2 separate regions of the Mus musculus genome follow, and region 1 is linked to region 2. The links are chromatin loops, found by intact Hi-C in ENCODE. Cell type or tissue: gastrocnemius. All regions are shown on one strand.

Region 1 (8,000 bases), 76 kb before region 2:
AGCGAACTTGTCCTCAGCAGACACTAACGAGTACATAGGAACAGGACATGTCCCCTTGGCCATCTAAAGAAAGCTCCAATCATCTTTTTACTTGAGAAATGTGATTATATCTCCTCCTGTTAAAATCTAGGCACATTTAAAAGCCGAGGCAACCTGAATGGCCGGTGCTGCAGAGAGCGCTTCGGTGAAGCAGATCATGCACATGTCGTCGGCATCTTGTTTCAGTGTGGTGGCGCTCTTATCACAGCCGTGCAGGCAGGGCAGGCAGTGCTCTTCGTTTCTAACACCTCCACACGGATGTCCGCAGGGATGTGTCTTACTGCAGGCGATCTTAGCATATTCCTATTGAAGATGAATTGCAGCAGTCTTAGAGTGATTAAAAAGGTTTGTAACCTCAGGGTTAGACCAACTATATTAATTTCTCTAAACAACTTTTTCTAAACAGAAAATACCTATTAGTATAAAACAACAATAATTACTCCTATGCTTTGATAACTAACAGTGTTTTTCTTTAATGTAATTAAAGAATTTCATCCAACATAAAAGAACAGCATTGATAAAAAGTGAACTACGACTTTACTTGATTTGGCATCAGACATAGGCACAAACATAACGTTCTGATATAAATGTCTCCTAATACCAGCCCTCTGTCCCAAACCAGGGGCCAAATCCCAAACAAACAAATCCCCACCTATGTCTTGTCATCGGAGTGCCAACCACATGCCACAATATTTAAGTTCAGGATTCAAAACCTTTCAGACACTAGAAGTTTACTTTAGGCAAACAAATGAACAAAGGCAACGGAATTCTGGGCAGATGTATATTTTATATTATGCTTGCATGTACATGTGCCTGCTTTCTGTCTTTCTGTCTGTGTACTGTACGTGTGTGTGTGTGTGTGTGTGTGTGTGTGTGTGCGCGCGTGTTTGTGTTTACTCATGTGAGGCCTGTACTGTGAATCAAGCCCAGGTCCTCTGCAAGAGTAGCGAGTGCTGTTAGGCCCTGAGCCATCTCTTCAGCCCCAAGTTGTCAGATACCTTAGCTGTTTCCAGAGCAAAATTGAGTACTAATGGTGGTACTTAATGAATGAACAAGCAGCACAAAATGTCACCTTTGGGTTGTGACGAAGGAAAACTGTACTGAGGCAAAATGACAACCCCTACTAAAGAAAACAAAAGCCTTGTGAGAATATGTATACTCTTCCTTCCTGGGATGGCCTAACCTCTGAGTAGATCCCTACCTGGCAGTCTGCATCAGAACAAACACTGCCAACAGCAGACAGCTCCGTTCCACTCCTGGACCCACAGAAGCGGCATGCTTCCGAGCTACTCGTGGTGGGTTTGCCTACGTTCAAGAAGAAGAAAAAAGTCTTGTAGAAAGTCATGCTTTTAATACAGTAATTTTGGAATAGCAAGCTAGATTTCTTTCAGTTATTAAAAGCTTTAAGCTGCCCTAATTAGTAATCACCAAAGGGATAAAAAAATAAAGATAACTCTAAAACCAAATAAACTTGGCTGGTTTATAGCATTTTAGCAAAAGAAAGAGACTATATATCTAGTCCAGAGAACAGAATGAGCAAATCTGGCAAACCCTTACCCAAAATGCACAACACTAGATAAGTATTATAATTTAAAAAATAAAGAACATATAATAAAGAGAAGTTTTTGAATACTTTTTTTTTTGTTTGTTTGTTTTTTGTTTTTCGAGACAGGGTTTCTCTGTATAGCCCTGGCTGTCCTGGAACTCACTTTGTAGACCAGGCTGACCTCAAACTCAGAAATCCGCCTGCCTCTGCCTCCCGAGTGCTGGGATTAAAGGTGTGCGCCACCACACCCAGCTGTTTTTGAATATTTTTATGTAACAAAATTACATGACAGTACAAAATCTGACTAGATTATAAAACCTGAATAATAGGAAAATTTACCCAAGGAACTCTGCAATTTCAAAAAAAATTAAATACATTGAAATATTGAAAGAAGCATCAGAATTCTTTAAAACAAAGATTAAAGACCTTGCTCATTTTCAAATGTAGGTACACAAATTCGAGTAACTATCACTGGTTCCAGAAATGACTGTAGAACACTCTTTGGAAAAAGCAAAGGAGTGTTTCTATAAAAGGAAAGGTCAATATTACATTTATTAATGTAGACTATTGACAAATTACAGGAGAAAAAAATTGGGTTTGAGAAAAGGCATATGTTGTAGCATGAGTCATCTTTATATAGTTAAGTAATTCAGATTTATGCTCAAGACCAATGAGAAATAATTGTGTCAGTATGACAAATGGCAGATAGCAGCTTTGCTAAAAATGATGAAGAATTTTCATGTTTTACACATTAAGCTTGTAATATGTAAGGTTTCATTTTATAAAAAACTAGAATGAAAACTGTCTGAGGTTCAAGTGTATTAGACATAACAAGAAGTATGTTTTTAAGGCACTGGCTGCTCACCTTTATTATTACAATTAGTAAAACAGAACTATTTATTAAGCCCCGAGAAGTACTAACTGTAGAAGAGACTCTGAAGTATCAGGAAATCATAGGACCTTGCAGTTAAGACACAGTGTAGACATGGTATATCTACCAGCTCACTTACACAGATGTAAGTAGTCTAAGATTTTACAGAGGCTAATGGACTACTCAGTCACTGTGTGGTCTGAATATGAATGGACCTCATAGGCTCATATATTGCTTGGTCGCCAGGAAGTGGAATAGTTTAAAAGGATTAGAATGATTAGGAGGCGTGGCCTTGTAGGCGGACGTGTATAACTGGGGGTTGGCTCTGAAATTCCAGAAGCCCAAGCCACGCCCAGTCTGCCTGCCTGGATGTTCAAGAACCCGGATGTAAAGCTCACAACTGCATTGTACCAACATGCTTCCCATCATGATGATAATGGACTAACCTCTTACACTGTAAGCAACCCCCCAATTAAATGTCTTCTTTTATATCTCTTCACAGCAGTACAAAAAAGTAATGGGAAATGGGGTTTGCTAGCTTGTAGTCTGATGCCCTTTCTAATCTAGATGACTGACTGTGTCTACCAAGCATGTGGTCAGCATCTGTACTACTCAAGATTATTCCTGATAGGTAAGCTGGTGTCTCAGTTAGGGTTTACTGCTAACACGACAGGAAGTTTACAGACACCATGACCAAGGCAACTCTTATAAGGACAACATGTAACTGGGGCTGGCTTACAGGTTCCAAGGTTCAGTCCATTATCATCAAGGTGGGGACATAGCAGCATCCAGGCAGGCACAGGAGAAGGTAAGAATTCTACATCTTCATCTGAGTGCTACCTTCCAGGCAGCTAAGACAAGAGTACTAAAGCCCACACCAACAAGGCCACACCTCCCAACAGTGCCACTCCCTGAGCCGAGCACATACAGACCATCGTAGCCAGTATCTGACTTATCCTACTTTGCAGACATGCTTCATCCTCCCTCTTAACTTTTAATTCTTTTACCTGTGTGTTCTCGGAATTCCACCATTGCCTTCATTGTTTTAGAATCTGCTAATGCCATCAACCAGAACAGTTTTGTTCTACCACAGCCTTCATGGAGGTCGACCTTTATAGCCTCTTCTTCTTCTTTGAAGACCTGTTGTTCCATTATAGAAGAGGGATAAATGTGTTTAGTTCTGGGCAGAAGCAAATGTCATCTTTCAGCAACTGTGGCTTTCTTTATAAAGCAGTGTAAGACGTTCCAGACACACACAGCATTCTCTCCTGTGTTCACAACAGCTCCATGTGTGCAGTTCAAGTGCTAACCAAGTCTTGGAAAATCTAAGTACTTGCTCGGTTTGCAGTTAGTGCGACCACTGAGAGTCAAGTAAGGTCATTCCAGAGCCCATTTCCCCTGGTTCCCTCCCACGTTATTTCAGAGTTCTGGCTATGAAGACAAGCTCACCTGTCTTTGGTGAGTCTTCGTTCGTCGATGCAGATGAAGGAATCTGTCACAGTCAGTACACAGATTGCCACAGATGTTGCATAAGATGATAGCTGCAGTTTCACCGTCATCATGGTTGTCACACATAGGCTGGAAGCAGATGTTTTCACATGCCACATTAGACTCACAAGAAAGCCTCGACGAATTCAACCTAACTAGTATATTTATGATACTGAAAGCCTTTATTCTAAAATCTGCAAGGCTTTTAGATTTGAATGTAAAACAGAATTACTGTAGGTATATACTACACTATCAAAATCTCTAAGAATTACTCAATAAGATTAATGTGTATACAGAGTCAATGGTTAAAGGGAGAAAATGATTTTATTTAGAGACTTAATATTCCCGAGTTATTCCAAATCTCATGAATAATAAATGAGCGCAATTCACCATAAATAAATAAATAAATAAATAAATAATAAAAAAATAAAGGTAATCAGAAATGCTGAGAGCGCTCCATTGTGCCCTGTGAGCCTCCTCTGACTACACTTGGAGAGGGTATGCCATGCCATTCCTCTTGCTGGTTTCCTGCTTCTTTTTTTTTTCTTTTTTTTTATTCCTAAGGATAATCACATTTTAGCAAAAATCAGTCAGGCTAGAAATTTTGCTGCTATAAGCATGAACCAGAGAAGGATAAAGTTCTCATATAATCAAATAAAAGCCTATAGGTTTTCTAAAGCATGAAGCAGGTTTCTGAGCAAACTGGACAGACTGGATGTACGTTTCCAAGAGTGTGATATACTGTCTTCCCCACAAACTATCAGCAACTGTGAAGAAAGGCAGGTTCTCACAGCACACTCCCAACCTCACCATTTGCTTCTGTTGCCCGTCCTTTCCCATCCATCTCCCCGAGGAGAGGCGGTCCACATGGTCCTGATCAAGAACACACAGCGATGCCAGGGCAAGCCAGAGCTGTAGAGGAGGAAGGAGCACAGCTATGAGATGCTTGAAATCTGATATCGATGACTGCCAAGTAAGTGCTCGCTCCATCAGGACATGCACAGATATTTAGTAGCACTTGCATTTCCTTGCCTATGTGCCAAGCACCAGGAGCTACTCCAAGAATGACTATTTCTGTATCTACCTGACATAAAGTCAACCTCTTTATGTTATGTTTATGTTAATGATGTAAGCAATTCACTTATAGGAATAATATTTACCGTGCATGACTACTGTATATTTTCCCAGCTAGTATAGAGTCTGAAGTTCTATACTCCTAATGAGCTGATAAGTAGCTAGTTTGCAGTTCTATAAGTAGTTGGGTACATATTGGGTTACTGTACATAATAACAGTTTCTCAGGAGTCTCTGTTGTCTCAAGAGCCCTACTTTGTATACTTTGCCATAAATACATGTCTAATAATTTTCAGGAAATTCTAGAAAATCTATGGTGATGAGACAGCTGGCTATACAAGTGTAAGAGTCTGAGTCCAGGTAGCTAGAATTCGTGTCAATCTGAGCATGAGAGAGTGCATGTCTGTAATCACAGTGCTCCTGAGCAAGATGAGGGGCAGAGACTAGGGAAGCCCAGGCCTGGAGGCCAGCTAGCCTGCTGACGGCAGCTGTAAACAATGAAGGGACTGTCTCGAACAAGATGGAGAGTGAGGATCAACACCCGAGGCTTTCCTCTGACCTTTACACATGTGCCAAGGGCACACAAGCATCTGTACAAACACACACATATCATCACAGATATACGCACACCAAGACACGTGGCTATGAAACACATTTCTGAGGGATATAAAGAGTGAACTGCAGTTTTACACAGAATGACATGTTCATTCATTAATAAAACACTGAAAAAAATCTATGCAAGTGAAAAGGGAATGTGGAATGAAAGAATTCTTGAGTGGTAGGAAGGGGTAACAGCAGAACATACTTGTTTTAAGTGTCCTGCCCATAAGCATGGTAGCATAAACGGGGTTTCTCTGCTCTAATAAAATATAACGTACTTCTTTTACAGACTTCAGAGAATTAATCTATATGAGTTCCAGTAGTGTGTACTGTTCCTAATGATGTCATACTTCCCTCTTCAGTAATAGCTTAAATCACCTTTTGAGTTATACGGCTCATAAACCTGGTATCTTAAAAATTAGATGTCTCATTTAAAGAATGCAACCTTATTTCCTCAAAAGTTCAACCCTACCTATAATTAGGATGTATTGTTTTTAAAACATTTCTTAGACTTATTTATACTATTTTATGTGCATGAGCATTTTGCCTGTACACACACACACACACACACACACACACACACACACACACACACTCACCACTTGCATGCATGGTGAGTTCAGAAGTAGGTGTTAAGTCCCCTAGAGCTGGAGTTACAGTAGCTGTGCCCACTAAGTGACTATGGGAACTGAGCCCAAGCTCTGTGAGAGGAACAAATATTCTCAACTGCTGGCCAGTTTTCTAGGCCCGAGTATTCTCCTTTAAAAGCCAAGCATACAAATCTCACAGTTGAGCTAGGGTTTTCATTAGGAAGAACTGTGAAGAGCTGTCTTGTCTTTGAAGGATCACCAGTCTCTCACAGCAGAATGCAACTACTACTCAACTTACTAAGGTAAGCTATGGTAAATAGGTCAGTAGAAAGATAATAACCACAGTGTAATTTAGACTTTTTTAACCAGTATATCCTCAGCTTCCTAAATAATAACAAAAGTTGATACTACACACCCAACAGTGAACAGTAATTACTATCACATTTAATTCATAAGTCATTTTTTGATGATGTTAATTAAAAATGTGACTAAGTTGACTTACTGATCACACATAATAATAAACACAAATTTTAAACACAAATTTAAAACAACAACAAAATCTTACTCTAGTTGTTGCAATACATCTCACTGGAGACCTAAATTCTTCTTCCATTTTGGTCAAGGCAATGATGGTTTCTGCAATAGCATTTTTTGTCACTCGGGACCAAGCTTCTGACAGGTGACCCTATTAAGCAGGAAAGAATATCTTCTTAAGTATCCAGAATTGTGTCATTATAACAAACCCTTTTCTCTGAAAATCTCCGCTCAAAAGAGAATCTTTATTGATAGCAAGACCATGTGCTTTTAGAGGAGGACACAAACTAAAAATCCTTTATAATCTTACGAAATATTTCAGTTGCTAGTCTCTACTTTGATGATTGTAAAGCAAATAAAAATTTATGGCCTCAACACTGTTTTCCCATAGTCCTCCAGGACATTTTCCTTTATACTTGGACACAAATAAAAGGTACAAATAAGGTTCCCATGCTTGGGAGCCTTGACATTGTAATTCATTGCCCTAGATGCTCTCTCTGGAGCCTAAGAGCACACACAGGCTCACCCCGTAATTCTGGGTGCAGTCCCCAGTAAAAATATTTTTAAAATTATATTCATTTTTATTTTACATGTACGTTTGGTTGAATGTATGCATGTGTGTATGTGGTGTGTGTGGCAGATGGGTGCTGGATCCCCTGGAGCTGGGATGACAGCTGTGAGCTATCATGTGGGCACTATACCCTGAACCTTAATCCTTACGAGCAGCCAGTGCTCGACTGTGGAGCTATCCTTCCAACCGCAGCTACACAGATACTCATTGAGTACCAATCCTTCATTACAGAATCCAGCTCTTCAAAACATGCTTCTCAGGGATTTCATGCAGTGGACTTCCTAGAGAATGCCTATTTGCTATGAAGTCTAGGAAAATATCCACAGCTAAGAAAAAAATGAGAACTTCAACTTTTCCCCAGAATCTCTCATTCCACATGCGGTCAATCTGATAATGGGCAACTGGTGTGTCCTCCTTTAAAATGTTCCCTCTGCCCTCTCCTCAGGCTGTCTCCTAAAGACACAATGCAATGGGAGCAAAGTGACCTTGTGGGCCCGGACACTCAGTGGAGTAACTCCCTGCCCTATACACCCCAGATTTCCCCCAAAGGTAATACCTTAAGATCGTGGTACAGGACATAACTGAAGAATTTAAAGCCCTAAAACCTCAGAACGGCAGATGATGAGAAACTTCTACCTCTAGGAATTTTTTTTTTTGTCCTTTTTGGGGGCAGGGGGCAAGTTTCAAC
Region 2 (8,000 bases):
TAAAAGTCACTATTTAAAACATGCTTGAATGTGAGGTATGAAAACATGTAATTCAAAGTTAGTCTCTGCAGTTGAAACTAGAAAGAAAGATGCCTCAGATGAAGCTGAGAGACAAAGATTTAATACTACACCCAACGATGTCACAAGTATGCGATGACCTTCACGGTCCAAATCATGCTCTATTCATTATTTAGGGAAATTACGATCTTGGGTTTATTTTAGTGTTTGATATAAAACATTTAAGAAAACCCAGAATAAGATAAATCACTTTGTGAATCTAGGTTCTGATATAAGTAAAGGTTAAACCACTTTAGCATGGAGCATGAGTTATGCTTCAAAATGCACTTCACTTAAATGGGAACATACTGTATAACCTCAATTATCCCCATGTCTGAGGAAAGAGCAGCAAAATGGTACCACACGTAATGAAACCACATGGCATTTTAATTATAAACCTTTAGCTTGCAAGGCATTTTAAATCAACAGACACTTTAAAAGAGCCAATTGTTCTTAACAGACTGGGAAAACAATTTTTCTTACCTCATCAGGTCCAGGGCTAAATTCATATCCAATTGCAAAACACTTGAACCCATAGAAGGAGGCTTTGTCATCTTTCACATAATCTGAAGCAGTTTCCAGTGAGAAAAGGGCTTCATTTCCTTTAAAAACAAAACAAAACAAAAATGTGTGTCTGTGAGCAAGTACCTGTCTCTGCTATTGAGGTCAAAGTCTAAATATTTCATTATTTTATTATATAAATAATTTGTCAAAACGGTTATTAAAATAGAAAGAAGGTGTTTTGAGGAAGAGCCCTTCATTTGCTTAAGCAAGCTGTTAGAAGCAATCCTATCAACAACAGAACCAACTCTAACGAATTGCTGCTAATTCTCATTATAATCAACTCTGTTCCCTTAATCCTACTTTACCTAAGTTTGGGCAATTTTAAAAATCATCTATCAATTATTGAGTACCTAAGTTAGTCTTCCCTTCTTTGAATTAAGTAATCTTCCACCCTGGTATCTGGATTTCTAGGATCCCTTAACAAATCAACCAATCCAACAAAAGTAGGTTAGAGTCAAAGGGAAAACTCTAAATTCATCAAGGCTAGATGATGTGAAAGATGACAAAGCTTCCCTCTATAGTTTTAAGTGTTTGAAACAGCAGTTACTGTTAACTGATTACAATTAGGATACTTCAGACAAGAGTTTAAAATTTACAGCTTTAAAGGAAAATATGAATATCAGAAATAAGTATTCATGTACATCCACCTTCACCACCACCCTTACCCACATGTTAAAATGAGGAGCTTGAATCCTATTTCTAAAAAACATGGCATCTACCGAGAAAATAGAAAATCAAGTCCACTTGCACACTTTTTAGGTAGTTTGGTCCCAACTATACAGAAGAGGCGTTATTAACCCTGATAGTCCCACCCTACCCCACCCCCACACAAAATCTTCACAACAGTCTCTCTTCACAAACTTAGATGGGACCATGCCCCTTTCCCAGCACATCTTATTTATCCTTAACTGTAACCAAGACCCATATGTTTTAAAATAGTTTTCTCTGAAGTTAAACACTTTCCATAATGAATTTTTTTACACACACACACACACACACACACACACACACACACACGTTTCCATTTCATCCCATAAATAGAGAAGTGAAAATTCACCTGGCAACACTAAAACCATAGTAGGCCATCCAGAGGATCCTGAATATTTCTTTAATTCTACCCATGAATTAAGGTTTTCATGAACAGATGTCAGTTTTGCTCCATATCCAGAGTTCTGAATGGTTCTGACAGGAATAAGCAAACGGATGACGTCTTCTGACTGTGCAGTACCACACTGAGGGTCAAATTCGATTGTCATCCACCTAACACATTCTGGGAATGTCACCTGTCGGTAGACAAGAGGATATCTGTTTATGTGTATGTATAGTTTTATTAAATGAAACAGAATAATGTTATACTACAAAAAATGAAGGACTAAAGGAGAAACAAACTGAAGGAAACAACAGATTGTCTTATTTAGTTTATCATTTGTCTTATCATCCATTTAATAATTAGAAAACAAAATTGTCTTAGTCAGGGTTTCTATTCCTACACAAAGCATCAAAACCAAGAAGCAAGTTGGGGAGGAAAGGGTTAATTCAGCTTAGACTCCCAAACTGTTGTTCATCACCAAGGAAGTCGGACTGGAACTCAAGCAGGTCAGGAAGCAGGAGCTGATGCAGAAGCCATGGAGGGATGTTCTTTACTGGCTTGCCTCCCCTGGCTTGCTCAGCCTGTTTTCTTATAGAACCAAGACTATCAGCCCAGAGATGGCACCACCCACAAGGGGCCTTTTCCTCCTTGATCACTAATTGAGAAAATGCGTTACAGTTGGATCTCATGGAGGCATTTCCTCAACTGAAGCTCCTTTCTCTGTGATAACTCCAGCTGTGTCAACTTGACACACAAAACCAGCCAGTACAAAAATCCAATTTAAAAATCAATTCATTAAATGATTCACACACACACTCACACACACACACACACATACAATTTAGTACAAAAATACAAAGAGACAGATATATAACTCACTGTAAAAGACACTATTATCCCAATGTACCTTAAAGCATTCAATGTGTTTGTGGGACAAGAACTAGAAGGTCCTCCGCCATCATCACAAAGCGGAAGCAGCAGACACAAGCTTCATATGTGCACATTCGTGGGAAAACGAAAATTAGAGGAGAGACTCTGAAGACTCAGCAAGGTCGGGTGAAAAGCAGGGACACTGGGCCAGTTTCCCCAACAATCAAAAGTTGGGGAAACCAAAAGACAAAGGTGCAGAGAGAAGAGTATGCTTACAGGGATTTAACATAAAAAAGGACTGAAGAAATAATGCCCAGAGGATTCATCTTATGTTAAATCAAATTCAAACAAACTTATCACATATGTATATTTGATAATATTAAGGAGTTACTCAGCTGTAAAACTACAGTTATTTTAAATGGTTCTTATAGTAAAGACATGCAAAAGAAAATATTGTTTTACAATAATATAAACCGGAAGGAATAAGTAGAAAACAAATGAAATAGGTTTATTAAGAGCTTAAGACTTTAATCAGGAGACCAGTAAGCTACTGTCTTGTCTACTCTTATGTATCTATTTCTATAACAGATTGAATATTTTACAGGTGTAAAAACATAATTAAATTGAAAAAATGTGGTTCATTTTCATCTACTTACTAAAAGGACTTGAATATGATAACCTTAATTTTTAAAATATTTTACTTTATTTTTCACAATATTCTGAGTAGGCTCCTTTAAGTTTCCAGAGTTCTGATTGTAGTAAAGTAATGCCAGTTTGAAAAGTATGACTTATAGGTAGGGAGAGAGATGAGTCTGAAAAGAGCTTGAAGCCTACACTGTAGTCTCTAGGACCAGTGCAAAAATAGATAAATAAAAGCTGGGCATGGTGGTACAAGCTTTAATCCCTGGCTTGGGGAGGTGAGACAACATGGTCTCCAGATCTTCATGGCCAGCCAAGCTAGTCTACTTACCAAGTTCTAGGTCAGTGAGAGACCCTGTTTCAAAATAATGAGGATACTGCTTAAGGAATAACACAAGGTTGTCCTTCTGCCCTCTGTCTGTGAACAAACATGCCCACAGGACCATATATAAAAATACTATTTACAATTTTTAAGAGTTATAATCACTATAATTATACAGCACAGAGTTTAGCATTATATACTGCAATACTGTTAGAAAGATATTTTCAAACAACTCTCAAAAAACAAAACAAAACAAAACAAAAAAAACAAAAAACCTACCAGTGTATAAAATCTTTAAGGTAGAAGGTCTGTCTTCCTAGATAGCCCAGAGACATAGGATAAAACCAAATACTACTGGGTTAAAAAAAAAAAAAAGTAACAATAAAATGATGGCTAATAACATTCTACTATACTCTCTTAGATCAGTGACATATTCAGCCATCATCAGAAAAGTGTCCTCTTGCTTCAGATGAGAACAGAGACTACAGCCCAGACATGAGAGGGAGGGTGAGACACACACACACACACACACACACACAGAGAGAGAGAGAGAGAGAGAGAGAGAGAGAGAGAGAGAGAGAGATCTTGGAATATACAGCTCTAATTGGGATGTTTCCAACAAATCCCTCCCATCAGGGTTAAGGACCCACATAGAAGAGGAGGCCATAAATGCCAGAAGGGATGGAGGACCCCCGGAGAGCAAAGCCATCTGACTCAACTCAGCTGGGCATGGCTCCTAGGAACCCACAGAGGCTGAAGCAGCAGTACGGAGCCAAAACAGGTCCTCTACATACATACTGTTGCGTTCAGTTTAGTTTGGTAGAGTGTGTAAACGAGTGGGTCTCTGATTCTTGTGCCTTCTCGTGGGGCTCTGCTCCTTCTGTTGGGTTGCCTCGTGATGGTTTTGTTTTATCTAATTATATTTTATTTTGACATGTTTGGTTGTTGTCTTTTAGAAGCCTGCTCTTTTCTAATGAGAGGCAGAAAGGGAGTGGACGGGGGTAGGTTAGGTGGGGAAGAACTAAGAGAAGAGGGAGGGGAAACTATTCAGGATATATCGTATTAGGAAAGACTATGTCTTCAGGTCTTCTTTAATCCAACAGTACCATACTGTCTCGATTGATGCCTTATATTTAACTACTACAAGAAGTAACATTTCTGAACATTCACAAAATCCACTTTCTGATATCATTAGAAAGCCTCAGATCCAGCTTTGACTTTGAGTCTTGCTAAGAACGGTGCCCACCTTGTAGTGCATCACACAGGCAGGCTTGTATGGGTGCTCACTCTCAATGACAGCATAGTGATTGGAAGTGGTACAAGCTGAGAGGCCTTGCTCGGGCTGGTTGCCTGTCGTACTATCAGTTGACTGATTGGGATTGAACGCAGGGGGTGCATACTTCTGATTCAAAATGGCAACTGAGGGAAGCAATTGCTGGACAAGGCCAAAAACTTCTACAGCAACCTAGTAGATATAAAAAATAAAGATGATTAAGTAAGTGTGAAATTCACTTTACTTAGGAACTACCCTAATTGTTGGTAACTCTTATAAGTACCAGTTTTCATATAGTTTCTATAAAGTACTTTTTTTTTAAATGTGTTTTTAGTGGGTAAAGAAATTTATTCTAAATATTATACCAAAAAAATCTATATTTTAAAACCCTTGCTTTTCTGTGATCTAGAAATAAATAGCTCTACTTTATTAAATTATGCCAAAGACTGTACAGTTTATGATGTTCTTCATGTCTTATCTCACTACTGTAAAATAATCTTTTTATTGATAATTTTATTAAAACTGGAGAGTTGGCATCAAGTTCAGAATTTTTTTTAAAAAAACCCATCTGATTACTTAATCTTTCTTTATGTCATATTTATAAAATAGATTTCCTATTCCTAAATTCTTCAAGTGTGAAGCAAATATGTACACTAAATCAATTAGCAATTCTGGGAACAATGAGACTTAGCTAACGACTTCTAGCACTTAGGATGCTTTCTCTGTTACCTATTACCCTAGTGCCTCAGTGATTAAAGGGAAGATGTAAGACCTGTGAAATGTTACCAGTGGTAAGAGATTCAAAGTTATAGAATTTTGATTACACACCTTGGGAATAGCAGCGGCTACTGGTCCTATGTAGGCTATAATAAGGGGAAGCAGCATGGAAAACAGACTGGAAGAGCTAAGCAGTTCTGGAATGTCATCAGCTAAAAAAAGCATTGAGACTGTAGTTAGAAGGTAGTTTGTTATACTGTATGCATGCTCTCCTAACCTCTACCCTGTTATCCTCAGAAAGCTGTGCTTGACATCAACTACACATTTATGAAGGACAGGCTCAATTTATTCTAAGGGATTTATTGTTATCTCAATCCTTACAATAGATACTTTCCACTTTTTAAAAGGAAAAGTCAAGTTACAAAGTGTTTGTATATCTTATAGTAAATTCATAACATGGTCTACATATATACCTGTAAAATGCTAGAGAAAGGAGTAGAAGCTAGGGCAATGGTTTTAAACACGGCTACATGAGTGACACGAAGCAAATTATTTAGAATATCAACAATATTTCTTCACTGAATGCTATTAGGATTAAATTAATCAACATATAATATAAAACGGTTAGAATAATATCTGTACATATAAACATTCCAAAAAGCATTTGTTGTTACAAAGCTATTGTGACTTCTTTTTTCCCATTAAAGCACTTTGCTGACAGCCATTTTAGTTATTTACCCATGATCATGATGCTTAAAAGATTGGCTGAGCCTATATATTTATACTGTAGGGCAATTATTCTTTCAAATATGGAGTTCTAAACCTATTGCATATGAACGAATGACATATATTAACAAAATACTTTTTCAGCCTAGCCTAAACCTTTGGGATGGAATAACATTTTAGATGAAAGGATAACCCTGAATATTTTATACTAGTGATTCTCCTTAGTGTAGAGAAGATGCCTAGAGACACAGGTGGATAACAGGAGAAAGGTAGCAATGCAATTACTTGGACATTTCCATTCAAGAAAATGCACGTGAGGCTGCACTAAGGCAGCTTAACCAGGCACTGGTAGAGCAGAGAAAGAAGAACATACTGACTGGACTTTGCAGAGAAGAAACAGTTCTAGAACTTGACTTAGACAAGTAGACCTGAGGAGACGGGCAGGTTATGCATCTGGTTATTCACCAGCCATTTGGATGAATAGTTAATAGATACAGGAAGCACAGTAAGAAAAAAATTTTCACAATAGCAAAAAAGTTTCACTAACAAGAAAATAAGCAAAAATGAATTTAATCAGATGAGATGTTTCTCTTATTGACCAAACTAAAAAATTTAAAGTATTCTGTAATTTTTTTTTTTTTTTTTTGGTTCACTTTAAAAAAATCTTCCTCAGAGTATGAAGGAAGTGAATGATCCAAAATCAATACTGGATAAATGGATGGATAAATAAATAAGGAACTAAATACTCAGGGATTCTAAAAGGTATCTCCCCTTCATTAACTATTCACAAAAGAACTACAGGCTCTAAAATCTAACTCTAAAGAAAGGAAAAGGATCGTCTTACCATCCACAGCAAGAGCTCTGTGCAACAGGTCCTTCGCAGCTCGAACAACAGTGCTTACCACAGAGAGTGCTCTGCTACAGTTTTTATCTTCTTCATTAGCTTTACTTAGAAGTTGGGATTGTAAATCTCCATCAAATTCACTCCTGGGGCATGAATAAAATGAAAACAGTTTTCACTGAGAAATTCAGGCATCATATTCCGATCAGAAATCCTCAATAAACTTAAAGTGAAAAACAATTACAGTTAAGACAGTATATGTGGCATCAAATCTGAAGATGTAAGGGATGCAAAGCAATCTTCAGATCAGATGCCACTATGCAGTCATACATACTGGAATACAACATGAAGGTGATATATCATAGCACCTGCCAGAGTTTTTAATGAATGTATGGAAAGGTGCATGAAATAATAAAAAGACAGCATATGTGTAATTATGTTAGTTTTGGATAAAGGCTTTGAACAAAAACCAAAGCAGACTATAAAGTAAAGGGTGCTATTTTCTGTTAGATTAAGTTGTTCTTTGTTGAACTAATACTTAAGAAATACCCGAGTTGTGTTTAAAAACAAACTACAAACTCATGGAAAATGTGAGAGAATATTATCTGGACAGTGGGAGCCAGGTGCAGAGTTCATGGGACAGGATTAGACAGTAAACAGGGTCTGATCATATGGACTTTCAAGGCCAGAGTAGCAAACTCCTATTTAATCGCAAAGCATCAAGAGAGAACTGAGGAGGGAGGGGTATGCCCTCATTCCTGTCGGAGAACGCTGACTGTTCTGTGGAGAACGGAATGTAAAGGGCAGCAGAGAAAGAAGAGACCCTGCGATAGAGATGATGATCATTTTAAATTAGAGAGACTGGGAATCAGCAGTTCAATTATAGGAATGATAGGAGAAG

Evidence for each region. A loop is a pair of places that touch in the nucleus more often than their neighbours do. Peaks named below come from ENCODE experiments on the same cell type or tissue, not always from the same donor. Only the 100,000 strongest peaks of a DNase experiment are listed, where the experiment ranks them.
Region 1: it touches region 2 in a loop (2.5-fold over the local background); 5 of 42 quality-filtered maps call a loop at or near these places.

Annotation. Positions count from the first base shown.
Region 1 is chr14:103,123,159-103,131,158 of GRCm38, forward strand. Mycbp2 (MYC binding protein 2, E3 ubiquitin protein ligase) reads right to left here. Exons shown (of 85, transcript NM_207215.2): 75 at 6,773-6,892; 76 at 4,755-4,856; 77 at 3,906-4,034; 78 at 3,464-3,596; 79 at 1,241-1,344; 80 at 154-342. Among named protein-coding and RNA genes, the nearest start is that of Fbxl3, 28 kb to the left of the region's middle. In gastrocnemius, no CTCF peak of the experiment used is centred here; no DNase peak of the experiment used is centred here.
Region 2 is chr14:103,199,534-103,207,533 of GRCm38, forward strand. Mycbp2 (MYC binding protein 2, E3 ubiquitin protein ligase) reads right to left here. Exons shown (of 85, transcript NM_207215.2): 38 at 7,103-7,245; 39 at 5,644-5,744; 40 at 4,789-5,007; 41 at 1,679-1,904; 42 at 541-659. Among named protein-coding and RNA genes, the nearest start is that of Fbxl3, 100 kb to the left of the region's middle. In gastrocnemius, no CTCF peak of the experiment used is centred here; a DNase peak (open chromatin) is centred at 4,236.